2 separate regions of the Homo sapiens genome follow, and region 2 is linked to region 1. Evidence: chromatin loops called from intact Hi-C (ENCODE). Cell type or tissue: ovary. All regions are shown on one strand. Links, peaks and the distances in the headings refer to the core of each region. The heading gives the core; the rest is flanking DNA. Region 1 has its middle 24 kb from the start of LINC01896. Region 2 has its middle 77 kb from the start of LINC01896.

Evidence for each region. A loop is a pair of places that touch in the nucleus more often than their neighbours do. Peaks named below come from ENCODE experiments on the same cell type or tissue, not always from the same donor. Only the 100,000 strongest peaks of a DNase experiment are listed, where the experiment ranks them.
Region 2: a loop joins it to region 1, with 2.5 times the contacts of the local background. A loop is called at or near these places in 1 of 110 quality-filtered maps.

Annotation. Positions count from the first base shown.
Region 1 is chr18:78,952,138-78,958,826 of GRCh38, reverse strand. No RefSeq gene overlaps it. Among named protein-coding and RNA genes, the nearest start is that of LINC01896, 24 kb to the left of the region's middle. In ovary, for the core only: no CTCF peak of the experiment used is centred there; no DNase peak of the experiment used is centred there.
Region 2 is chr18:78,899,846-78,906,534 of GRCh38, reverse strand. No RefSeq gene overlaps it. Among named protein-coding and RNA genes, the nearest start is that of LINC01896, 77 kb to the left of the region's middle. In ovary, for the core only: no CTCF peak of the experiment used is centred there; a DNase peak (open chromatin) is centred at 3,724.

The DNA of each region.
Region 1 (6,689 bases), core at 2,336-4,835:
TTGAATAATATCAAAGGAGGAATGTGCTCTCTATATGCTTGCAAGAAATAAAATGTATGCAATTAGGATGTTTTATAGGCTATCTCTGTAGACCACTGATGTCTGAAAAAAATTTTGACTAGTTAATAAGCAGTGTACACCTATTGATAGACCTTTATTGAGTCAACTTTTCCCTTTCCTATCATGTGATATACAAATACTATTTTCTAGCAGTGTTTTTAGTTCCAAATTAAGTGGAGTTACGATGAATAAAAATTAAGACTCGATAGTGTGAAACCATGTCATTTTATTGTCAGAGTAAGCTATATGTTTTCCCATCTATATTTCAACCTGAAATTCATTTTCCTGGTTGAAAAGTAAGATCCAGGTTGTTTAAACTTTTTCTGAGCTATTGTGTTCTTAGTTCAATGTACAACATTTTCATTTAATATTACAGACAAAAGCACTTTAAGCTGTGGGGGCTAACTCCCTCAGCATTTGAAATAAGTCCCCATGGTCATTAGTGATTAAGTGGCATGCAGGAAACAGTAAACTTCAGCGAAGGCCACACTCACGGAACTAAGGCAGTGGGGTGGGGTGAATTCAGAATCACACGTCCAAAGCAGCTGGTCATTCATGCTTGCAGAAATACACCAAACAAACAAATATAAATACTCATTTGGGTATGGGTGGGGCAGGAGAAGACTCGAAAAACTAAAAACAAAAGGCAAGAATGGGTGAAAATGAAATGACAATAAACTAAAATTGGCACATGGTCTTTTTGACAAACACGTAGCTCTAACTTACCAGCATCTCTTTTTAGTTGGTCTGGCTGCTTTTTAATGGCACTGATACTTTTTAAAAAGGGCCAATTTGGCATGTTTTTATGAAAAGCAAATTTCATTGACTAATATTTTCTGCAGGGTTTAGGCCCTTGTAATTCACTTCTTGATTTTGATTTCTTTAATCTTTGCACCTTTGAAAGGCAAGTGTATTAGTCCATTTTCACACTGCTATAAATAAATACTTGAGACTAGGTAATTTAGAAAGGAAAGAAGTTTAATTGACTCACAGTCCGAATGGCTAGGAAGGCCTCAGGAAACTTACAGTCATGGTGAAAGGGGAAGAGGCACGTCTTACATGGTGGTAGGTGAGAGGGCACGAGCAAGAGCAGGAAAAACTGCCTGATAAAACCATCAGATCTCCAGAGAACTCACTCATTATCAGGAGAACAGCATGGAGGAAACCTCCCCGTGATCCAATCACCTCCCACGTGGCCCCTCCCTAAACTTCCCTGTGATCCAATCGCCTCCCACGTGTCCCCTCCCTAAACCTCCCCATGATCCAATCACCTCCCACGTGGCCCCTCCCTAAACCTCCCCGTGATCCAATCACCTCCCATGTGGCCCCCCCAAGCCTCCCGGTGATCCAACCGCCTCCCACGTGTCCCCTCCCTAAACCTCCCCCTGATCAAATCACTTCCCATGTGGCCCCTCCCTAAGCCGCCCCGTGATCCAATCGCCTCCCACGTGTCCCCTCCCTAAACCTCCTCATGATCCAATCACCTCCCATGTGGCCCCTCCCTAAACCTCCCCGTGATCCAATCACGTCCCATGTGGCCCTCCCTAAGCCTCCCCATGATCCAATCGTCTCCCATGTGGCCCCTCCCTAAACCTCCCCATGATCCAATCACCTCCCACGTGGCCCCTCCCCTAACGTGGGGATTATGGGGATTACAATTGGAGATGAGTTTTGAGTGGGGAACACAGAGCCAAACCATATCAGCAAGTAATTAGATTTTTACATATGAGAAGTTGGTAGATGAGGCAGAGGAATGAAGAATTGTAAATTGACTTATACCCCAACAGACCCTTATCCCAATCCTCACTTTCCAGAGCAATGCTATGTAATATATTTTCAAAAAGTTAGATCATGCCTACATGTGTAAAGGAAAATTGAAATATGATACAGCTGTTTTTATGATCGAGGCACACATCTCATATTTATCTGAAAAGTAAAAACGGCAAATTTATTTTGCTTGAATTTTGTACTTTATTAATTGATTGATTTTGCTTATACTGTGGTTTCATGTTTGTAAATCAGTTAGCTGAAAAACTTAAATATAGAATTTATAACATACATATTATGTAAATTATGTAATATAAAAACATGCTTTTTGGATGCTCTTTGCATTTTTGTGTTTAATTAAGAACAAGGCTGGCCAGGTGCGGCAGCTCACGCCTGTAATCCCAGCACTTTGGGAGGCTGAGGCCGGCGGATCACGAGGTCAGGAGATCCAGACTGTCCTGGCTAACACGATGAAACCCCGTCTGTACTAAAAATACAAAAAATTAGCCTGGCATGGTGGCGGGCACCTGTAGTCCCAGCTACTCGGGAGGCTGAGGCAGGAGAATGGTGTGAACCTGGGAGGCGGAGCTTGCAGTGAGCCCAGATTGCGTCACTGTTCTCCAGCCTGGGCGACAGAGTGAGACTCCATCTCAAAAACAAAAACAAAAACAAAAACAAAAAAAACAAGGCTATCCAAAAAAATGGCATATTTGGGTAATTTAAAAATAACTGGAGAGCTCACTAATTACTGGGCCTGTGCTGGGCCCTTCCAGGTAAATCTCGTTCTCATCGTTACCTGTTAGCTGTGCCCAGTGCACCTACGTGCTGCCAGGGCCATCTGAACACGATTCCAAATTCCAGCTCCTTGCTGAGAACTGTTATTAAATTCGTATTGGAATTAGTTAGAATTCTTTTCCTCCTAGTCACGTGGCATTGGGTTTTACAAAGACTATAAACACAGACATGTTAGCTACTCTTACTCCACGTAAAACACATATGTTGGTCATATCAAGGCAGAGAGATAATTTAGTTGCTATTATTTTGTCACAATGCATCAATTTCAAAGAGAATTAACATACTATCACGTTGAGATGTGTTGAAATTCACCACATCTCAAATGCATTTGTGTTGAAAATCAGCCAGCGGGTTTTCTGGCCTCTGCCTTTGCTGCTGGACTTGTATCTTTGACAGAGCTTTTCTGCTACTTTTCTCTTACTCTCTTCTCTCATCTAAGGCTCTACTTAGTATTTTTAGGATGTTGTCATTAATCAACTGTCTTTAGGTGTAATTTCAGCATTAAACGTTAAAGGCTCTGTGATGCGTTGCTGTGTTTTCGAGCGAGCGAGGGAACAGCCTCAGCCCTCGAGTGGCCCAGCCTCATCTAGACCGGCCTTAGGGGACTCTTCCGGGAGCTCACTTTCTGGATTTGCCTAAAATCGAAATGCACGTTGAATTCTCATTATAGAACCATCCAGCACTCACCACTCCTGCCTTTTCCATGAGCGTGTCCCGCGAGCTTGCCGTCCAGGGAACGTCTAGACCTCAGTGAGGTGGCTCTGGGCGAAGGCATGGTCTCCGAATGATTCCAGGAGGACAGGCCGCACGGAAATACAGGCCGCCTGGGCAGGAAGGGAGGCGTGAGGGTTTCACGTCATAAATTCCCTGAGAACTAACGGGTCTCGGGCTAAGTTTTCTTTTTTCTCTTCCCTGTGGTGTACTTCTCTGGGGGAGATGGTGTGTTGAAATGCTGAGAGCAGGATATGGTTTATGCACGGGAGTGCCTTGCTTTCCGTCAGTGCCTCCCGGCACGCCTGGCTGCCCCTGGTAATGTGTGGTGGGCACAACGAGGCTCTCCTGGCCTGCAGAAGTGGCCTGTGGAGGGATATAGGTGTACGCTGTGGGACAGGCTGTGTGTGTCGCGCTGCAAGGACAGTCCCCATCATGTGTGCGGTGTGGCTGCTGGGAACCCCGAGAGACAGAAACCACAGGCTGCTCCCCTGCCTGGTGGAGCTAGCAGAAATTTTGGGAGAAAATGCCCATTTGGTAAAAAAATCCCCGGAAGCAGCAAGCAATTATGTTTTTTAAAAACATCTATTCAGCCGGGTGTGGTGGCTCATGCCTATAACCCCAGCAGTTTGGAAGGCTGAGGTGGGAGGATTGCTTGCGGCCAGGAGTCTGAGACCAGCTTGGACAATGTAGTAAGACTCTGCTTCTACAAAAAACAATAAAAATAAAAGTGGTGGGTGTGATGACACACACCTGTCGTCCCAGGCATTTGGGAGGCTGAGGTGGGAGGATCGCTTAAGCCCAGGAGTTGGAGGCTGCAGTGAGCTATGACTGCACCACTGCAGTCCAGCCTGGGCGGCACAGGAAGACTCTGTCTTAAAAATAAATAAATAAAAACACATTTTAATTTCAAACTTTTTCTTTTCCTTGCAAGCTTAAAAAGCTTACGTATGTAGTATTATCTCCCTGGATATAAACTCTGGAATATGGATAGAATAACTAGTTGTGACTTTTAATTATTACTACAGTTTCGACATCAACTGTTTGGTCTCATCTTATTTCACAATAGTAAAGAGTTTTTTATTTTGGCCAGGCACGGTGGCTCATGCCTGTAATCCCAGCACTTTGGGAGGCCGAGGTGGGCAGATCACTTGAGGTCAGGAGTTTGAGATCAGCCTGACCAACATGGAGAAACCCCGTCTCTACTAAAAATACAAAAGTTAGCTGGGTGTGGTGGCGGGCACCTGTAATCCCAGCTACTCGGGAGGCTGAGGCAGGAGAATCACTTGAACCTGGGAGGCAGAGGTTGCAGTGAGCCGAGATCGCACCACTGCATTCTAGCCTGGGCGACAGAGTTAGACTCTGTCTGAAAAAAAAAAAAAAAAAAAAAAAAAGAGTTTTTAATTTTAATGCAAAAAGTCAAGATTTATGTGTTAGCGATTACTACCTGGCTGCAAGAACTCTGGGGCACCTTTCTTATTCAGCCAAGGTCCTCTGTGCTGTGTGGGCCTGTGTCCTGCAAGTGAGAACAATATGAAATGCTGTGGAAGGATCCGCGGTGGGAAATTAGGAATGACATGCTTAAGATAAAGGAGTGCAGCCACTGGAACCGTGTCTGATGAAGACTTAGAGTGATCGTGAAGCCCCACGCACTGCTTATCCACCCTGCCACTCCGCCACTGCGAGCCAACGGTGGTGTAATCATTTATTTGGAAACTGCAGCTTGGTACAGTGAGAAAGAGCCTCGGGCAGGACTGTGACAGGCACGGCAGACAGAGAGGAAGGCGAGGACCGGATCTGCTTCTCCCGAAGGGCACAGCCACTGGCAGTAACCAGGCAGCAGCAAGTGTGGTTGTCGAGTTGCTTCTCTGCTGGGCTCACGCGGATCCTGTTTGGTTTTTATGAGTTGAGTTATTTGAACGTACTACAGGTGATTTTTTTTTTTTTTTTGAGAGAGTCTCTCTCTGTCGCCCAGGCTGGAGTGCAGTGGTGTGATCTCGGCTCACCGCAACCTCCACCTTCTGGGTTCAAGCGATTCTCCTGCCTCAGCCTCCCAAGTAGCTGGGATTACAGGTGCCCGCCACCAAGCCAGGCTAATTTTTGTATTTTTAGTAGAGATGGGGTTTCACCATGTTGGCTAGGCTGGTCTTGAACTCCTGACCTCAGATGATCCATCCATCTCAGCTTCCCAAAGTGCTGGGATTACAGGCGTGAGCCACCGCACCCAGCCAGGTGATAACTTTTTCTCATGCTAGCCGTTATCTTGTTATCTTCTGCTTTTATCAGCTTTTCATTATTCATGAGGCAGCCTTGTTCTTCTAGAACACTGGCCTTCAAGGATGCTTGGGCAGCGCTGTCCGAGTGCTGGGTGCTCTGCTCCTGGCCTCCCTCCTGTGGACCAGGCTCCTCTCAGTGGGCGTGAACCCCCGACAGATCCAGGGCCAGATGCTGCTGCCTGTTCTCTGCTGGCCCCCAACAAGATGGAGCAGTGCCCCAGTACTCCCCGGCCCCTAGCTTTTTAGTGACAGGCCTCGGGAGGCCCTGCCGTGCGGGGCTGAGTACCGGCAAGCAGAGGTGTCTCCACTGGCTTCTGGTCTGGGCAGCATCACAGTGGACCTGGGGAAGCAGAGCTTCCTTCTTTCAGGTTGAGAACCGACTGCATTTGGAGGCAAACGGAGGCAGGCACGAGGGTTCTGGAAATGAAGACCAGGTCCATGGACGCTCAGGCTGCCTTTCAGCGACTTCTAATTGTTGGACACCCCGGAGAATTCTACATCCGGCCACAGATGACAGAGTGGGCCGCCTGGTGTGGCTGGAACCTGTTACGTGATTGTCCCTATGGGCAAATGCAGTGGATGTTACAAACATTCAGATGTTCTTTAGCAGCTGAGTGCTAAAACACAGGCCTCCCTGGTGGCAGGCGATGGCAAGGTTTGCACACGGAGCCTTTGGCACGTGAGAAAGCTAGTGTTGCATTCGTCTGTCCACACTGATCTTAGAGTTTTTTTAATTTTTATTTTTGAGACAAGATCTCACTCTGTAGCCCAGGCTGGAATGCAGTGGTGTGAACTCAGCTCACCGCAGCCTCAACCTCCTGGGCTCAAATGATCCTCCCACCTCAGCCACCTGAGAAGCTGGGACTACAGTCATGCACCACCACGTCCAGCTAATTTTTGAAATTCTTTTGTAGAGACAGGGTCTCCTTATGTTGCCCAGACTGCTGGACTCAACAACTCTCCTGCCTCAGCTTCCCAAAGTATTGGGATGACAGGCGTGAGCCACTGTGCCTGGATATCTGAGGGTGTCCAGGCAGTTTGCTCATAGCGGCCACATCCACAGGGTGTCGGTGACATCAT
Region 2 (6,689 bases), core at 2,384-4,883, 52 kb after region 1:
GTTTCGTGTGCTCTGTTTCTGGCCCTTGCGTCGTGCTCGGAAAGGGCTTCTGCAGCCTAAGACCATGAAGAGACATGGCGAGTTCTAAGCAGGTGGATGAAATGAGTGGGGTGTTACCCTGCCTGATCCTCCGGGTGAAATGTCCGGGTCTAGCTTGGCTGGTGGTGCACAGGGAGTCCCGGTGCTCTACTGAAGAGGAAAGTGGAGTGAGAGGGTGGGACCCTGGTGGGGAGCGGGAGGGTGATGAGGCCGGGCGGCGGCCTGGAGGGGCAGCCTGAGCCATCGATGGGGTGAGGTTCGGGGGTGACCCCGCTGAGGTCAGGCAGAATGCTGGCAGGACGGCGTCCGGCAGCCAGCGGGAAGCTCAGGCCTAGGGTGGGGTGGCAGAAGCCAGACATTTCTTAAGTAGGGGCTCCTGGAACACAGGCCTGCTGCAGGGCTGCAGAACGCCTCTTTCCCACAATGGCTGTAGATTGTCACTGAATTTTAAGAAAAGTGACTTCCACTCAAATGTAAGAGACCCAAATTCTTAGAAAATGGTTTAAGAATGATTTTTTCAAAAACCACTAAACCAAATATATTACCTATATTTTAGATCTATTTTCATCTTGTGAGTTACATTGTATCAGAAAGCATTAATAAAATCGTTGTCTTATAATATGTAACTAAGTGGTGTTAAGGTAGTGGAACATTTGTGCATGTTACCAACATGTCTTTCTATTACTTATGTTAGTTATATTAGCATAGAGAGGGTCTTTTAAACCCATCAAATATCATAAAAGCTCCACAGTCTGCAGAAAAGATTCAATAATATGGCAGAAATTAAGGGAAATGTTAAATTTTTTATTTGTTTGTTTGAGACGGGGTCTGACTTTGCCACCCACGCTGGAGCGTAGTGGTGAGGTCTTGGATTGCTGCAGCCTCGATCTGCTGGGCTCAAGCAATCCTCCGGCCTCAGCCCAGCAAGTAGCTGGGACTACGGCATCCACCACCACACCTGGCTAATGTTTGGTATTTTTTGTAGAGATGGGGTTTCACCATGTTACCCAGGCTGGTCTTAAACTCCTGAGCTCAAGTCATTTGCCTGCCCCGGCCTCCCAAAGGACTCGGATTACAGGTGTAAGCCACGGTACCTGGCCCCACAAATGTTAAAGCTTTGAAAACAGATTAGAATTTGTATTACTGTTTTTTGGATTCCATGTGACCTGAATGTCTAATTGTAGACCAACTGCAGATCTACTCATCAAACATTTTATTTTCACCCCAGATAGAATTACCCTGAAAGGACACATCAGGTGCTAACAAAATGCATAGATGGAAAAAGAACCCTCCTTTAAATAGAGTACCCTCCTGGTTCTCCTATTTTGTGTCATTAAGCACAATTTGTGATACTTGGTACATAAGCATGGGGTGTCCTTGAGCTGCAGGAGGTAGAGAGGTTAGCATCATGAAATGATGGCACAAAGCGAGAGCCATTACAGATGGAGAAGGAGGGTGGGTAATTGGGTCCAGCCCCCAGGGTTAAGTACCGCATTCTTCCAGAGTATATTTTTAGTGTTTTACTTAGCCTAGTTTCAAAATTCGTCTAGATGTTGGGGCTTCTCTCTTTTCTCCTGGAAGATGATTAAACAGACTAACAGCTTTTGCTCAAAGAAAGGTTCCTGGTATTTGTTGTCAACTGTGGTGTCTGATTTTGGCTCGTGCATGTTATCGATGTGTGGTGATGGCATGCAAGCCTACTTATTTGGTTATTTGGTTTCTGCTGGGGAGATTCACTCATATTGTGATATAACTTGCCTAGTTATTACCCACTGATCTATTCATGTTTCTCTCTTGTTTTTTTTTTTTTTTTAGCCAAACTGACATAAATATAAATCTCTCTTTATTTTTAGTTTTTCTTCCCCAGATTTGTTCTCAAATGGGATGAGAATCTCCAGATATCGTTGAAAAGGAGATTGGAGCAAAGGAGACACCCCTTCCCTTCCTCGTGGCAGCGGAAGCTGGTGATGCCTTGGAGGGTTGGGCCTCCTGGCCCCCCAGTCCTCACTCCTGGAGCTTCCTCACCTTGTGGCCCTGTGGCACTTTCAATTGTCCCTACTCGGGTTTTGTGGTGCACACAAGGCTCTTCTGACTCCTGGCTGGTTTCTCGGGTTTTGTTCTGCACCTCACGGCTCTACCAGTCCCTCTCTCCTGGCCTTTCCACCCCCATCCCACCCCGGGACCCTGGCCAGCTGCTTCCCGCCGGGGACAGGTGGAGGAGTAGGCTCGGTGATGAGCTTGGGGGTGCCTGTCATACTGAGGAACGTTTCTCATCTCCGTTGTCTTTCCCGGGGTGTAATTTGTACGGACTCTTGAGCATTTGAAAAGATCCTCTTAATTTTGATGCCTGTGGTAAGTGAGAAAGCTGGTGAGCGCCGCTAGAGCTGAAGGCACTCTGGTGCATCCTCCCTCCCTGCTGAGGCCAAGGTCCCCCACCCCTCGGGCTGGATCACAACGTGGACTGTCACTGGACAGCACTGAGGCCGCTGTGAAGACCCTTGGAAGGTTGCTCACATGCTTCTCCTCTCAACTCACGTTGCTTCTGGTTGGGGTTTGAATTCGCTGTTGAAAATTGCAGGCGGCGTCGTATCTGTGTTCATTGCATTATATATTTGCAAGCACGTGAACAAGTGAAGTGTCCTCAAGCTCTCAGCATCGTCTGGGCCCTGGGCTTCAGCCTGGCACCCTAGTGCAACAACACCCCCTAATCCAACACTCCTGGGTCTTGAGCCTGGTTCGTGTGGGTCGGAAGCTGACGGGGAGGCCAGTGTTGTGATGTTAAAAGAGGTGATTCTTGTCGTCCTGCCTCCAACTGCTCAGAAGAAAAGGCACGCACATGCAACCACACACCCAACATGCAGCAACCACAGCAGAAACTTTTAAACACCCTCAGCAGGTCAGCTCCGTCCTTTCATTCTTACATAGCTCCGTGCATGGAAGATTATGTTTTTGGAAGTGCCCCTGAATGCGAAATTCCGCTTCTTCATCCCCAGTTGTTATTTGGACCCCCAGTTTAAATCTCACGGCTGCTCTGGAGACCCAGGATCAGATGGACAGGTTAACTGCAGTTGCCCTCGGGTAGCTAAGTACTGTGATTTTGGAGCTGTTTCTCCTTTTTACTGCTCTCTTTCAAAAACAAAACAGAGAAAGAAGAAAAAAGGAAGAAAACACACAGGCCCCCACAAAGTCCCTGGCCCTAGACCACTCCCTGGAAGCAAGTGCCCACCCAAGGAACCCCCCACAACTCGGTTGACCCCACCTTGAGGCCCCCAGGTTTTGTGCCTCTGCAGAACATTGCCACGTCTGAAGCAGACATGTCTTTGCAGGTGAGAGGCTGGGGCTCAGATCTTGGGGCTCTGTAGGCAACTGGTTCTCAGAGGATGAAGAGTTCTGTGTGAAATGGTGCAGTCTGATTGTGGGAGGTGGACTGCAGAGCGCTGTGTGGCGGTGCTCCTGGCCGGAGTGGCCTTGGGAAGCAGTCGGAAGGCAACAGTCTGACCCCTCCCTTCCTCGCGGAGGGAGACTCAGAATTGCATGTTGGACTTGACTGTCCCCACAATGCCAGGGCTGTGTTGATGTGTCAGGGGCCATTCCTCTCAGGGGTGGTTGTAGCCCAGCTTGGCTCAGGACAGAGATACTTGGGCGTCCCAGGGCTGAGTTTCTTGTCTGAGGCTGCCGGCTACTTGTGGTGTGTGGAGCACGAACCCAGGCGGTGGGAGGTCAGAGCCTGCTCTCCGATCAATCTAACCCCGCCGTCCCCCATTTTAATAACAGTGGGATTCGCGCAGTGACTGGAGCAAGCACAGATGCTCTGAGGTAACTCGGTGGGCACTGCCCTGACACAGAGGTCAGAAAAGGCCCAAGCTGAGACTTGACGTTTATGACCAAGCAGCAGTGAGGAAAACCAGCAGGAAGGAGCTTTCTCAGCAGACGAAAAGCGTGTCCCAGGTCTGCAGAGAAGAGAGAGTCCCACTCGGGGGCAAGAGTGGCTCTGTGTGGCTGCAGCATTCGGCATGCGGAGTCTGGAGGTGACGGGTGCCCTGCAGGGCTGAAGGGGAGCGTGTGGTTTCTGGCGGTGATGGGGGTCCCTGCAGGGCTGAGGTGGAATGTGTGGTTTCTGGAGGTGACAGGTGCCCCTGCAGGGGTTTGGCGTGTGGTTTCTGGAGGTGACAGGTGTCTCTGCAGGGCTGAGGTGGAGCGTGTGGTGTGTGGAGGTGACAGGGGTCCCTGCAGGGCTGAGTGGAGTGTGTGGTGTCTGGAGGTGACAGGGGTCCCTGCAGGGCTGAGTGGAGTGTGTGGTGTCTGGAGGTGACAAGTGCCCCTGCAGGGGTTTGGCGTGTGGTTTCTGGAGGTGATGAGTGCTTCTGCAGGGCTGAGGTGGAACATGTGGTGTGTGGAGGTGACGAGGGTCCCTGCAGGGCTGAGGTGGAGCATGTGGTGTCTGGAGGTGACAGGTGTCTCTGCAGGGCTGAGGTGGAGCGTGTGGTAAGTGGAGGTGACGGGTGCCCCTGCAGGGGTTTGGCGTGTGGTGTCTGGAGGTGACGGGTGTCCCTGCAGGGCTGAAGTCAAGCTCTGCCTCCTGCGGAGCATTTGCATTTCTCTTGGAGCCTCTGGAAAGTTTCAAGTGTGAGGGAATGAAATGAGAGTCGTATTTTAGAATTTCCATAGAATTGGAAAATAAATGGAGGGGCAAGAATGTGATGGGAGGGAGAACAGCTTCAGACCTCCGGCACCATCTGAGTGTGGATTGTCAGACTGGGGAGGAGGGGCAGGCTGGAGAGCCACTGTGGACACACACAGGGTCCATGTTGGGTGTCAGCTCAGTGTAGAAACCAGAGAAAGGACAGACCCCAGGCAGCCTCCCACCTGCTGGTGTGGGCTTCTTGGTGACAGTCCTTAAATAGGAACAAAGCAGGCAGAACCCAGTGCTTCTGGCAGAAGGGCCCATAGTCAGAATTGGCCAGCAGGAAGGCCGGCCTCATGGAGTGCCTCATCCTCCTTGGGAGATGGGCTGGTTTCCTGGAGAACAGGGGCTGGTCGTGGGCCCTGCTGGCTGACCGATTGGCCCGTTCTCTCCTTCATGCCTCACTCTCCTCTCTGTCCCGGCACTCCTGGTGCTTGCTTGCTCCAGTGCTTTGTTTAATGTCTTTTTTTTCCCCGCTAGAATAGAAGTTTTCTGAGGCCAGAGGGCCTGTCTGCCTTGCTCATCATGTTATCCCCGGCACAGAACGCTCAGTAGGCGCTGGCTGACCCACTGTCTCTCTTGCCGATAGGTGAAATAGTTCTAATTCCAGGAATCAGGGAACTGGGAAGCAGAGGAGTGCGCCTGGCTGGTGCGTGGATGCTGGCAGGTGCATGGATGCTGGCAGGTGCGTGGATGCTGGCAGGTGCGTGGATGCTGGCAGGGGCGTGGATGCTGGCAGGGGCGTGGATGCTGGCAGGGGCGTGGATGCTGGCAGGGGAAACTACCCCTTCCCCACCCCACGAGTAGGAGCTGGTGAGGGCAGCCGCGTTCTTCACGATGGACACCAGCTCTGGAAAGCTAAGTATCCACGCTGTGGAAAGGAAAGAACAAACTGTTTTGGAGGAATGTTGAGCAGATAATAAAAATGAATTACACAGTAGATGGCTCGCCCTTCAACGCACAGCGTTCTGAAGAGCTGCACGATTTTGTTTGAAAACAGTCAAGGGCTTTTTGTAATACTTTACTGCAGGTTTAATTGCAGTGATATTTCAATGCCAAGGAGAGTAATTTGCAGCATGAATACAGCATTAGATTTGCAAGGCCCTACATTTTAAAACCTCTGTATAAAAGTGAGCATTTGGTACTAGCACTAGTAGAATTCTCATTTCCTACCTAACTTTCAAAGAAATTGAAGTTAAATGTCTATATTAACGTTTATAAAATTTTAAGAGTGATTCCCTTATTACATAATTAGCCTCAGCACTCATGGATCTGTGTGTCTGCCGAACATCATTACCCAGAGCAGGTTCTGGAACAGCTGCCGCCCAGACAGCGTGGCACTGATGTGGCCCTGAGGGGCGCATGCCGTGACAGACTAAAGTGCTCAGGGGATACTGTTGTTACGAGTCAGAATTGTTCATTGTAGTAAACATTTTCTTGTTAATAAAGAAAATCCTAGGCAAAATCTGAATACCTAAAGAGGTGATGGTATATGGTATGATAGTTTAGAGAAAATTGTGTTTATGAACATGGGCCAGCCAGGAGGGCGGGAAGGTCGCACCCATGGGAAGGGCCACAGCCCTGTGTCCTGTGTGCATGTCTCTCTGCAGGGAGTTGGTGACTTCATGCCTGGCATTGCGTGTGTACAGGGGACAGGCAGGCCCCAGACACCATTCCTGGAGGATCCTCATTAACCAGGATTGCTCTTCCATCTAATTCCAGAGCTGAGAGGCCTTTGGCTTCGTAGATCTAAGAGACACAGAAAAAAATAATCCCTAGAGAAAGAAGGGTGGAGTCATTCAAAAGGGCTGCATCGAAGACCCCAGCCCCTCTAGTGTTAATGCTGCAGACAGTCAGCTGTTGGGGCCGAGGCCCACAGATGGAGACTGGAACCTCCATGAGAATTGAGACTGTCTGGGTGGCGCTGGCATGGTTAAGCAGCTGAGGAGCCGTCTCACCGAGACTG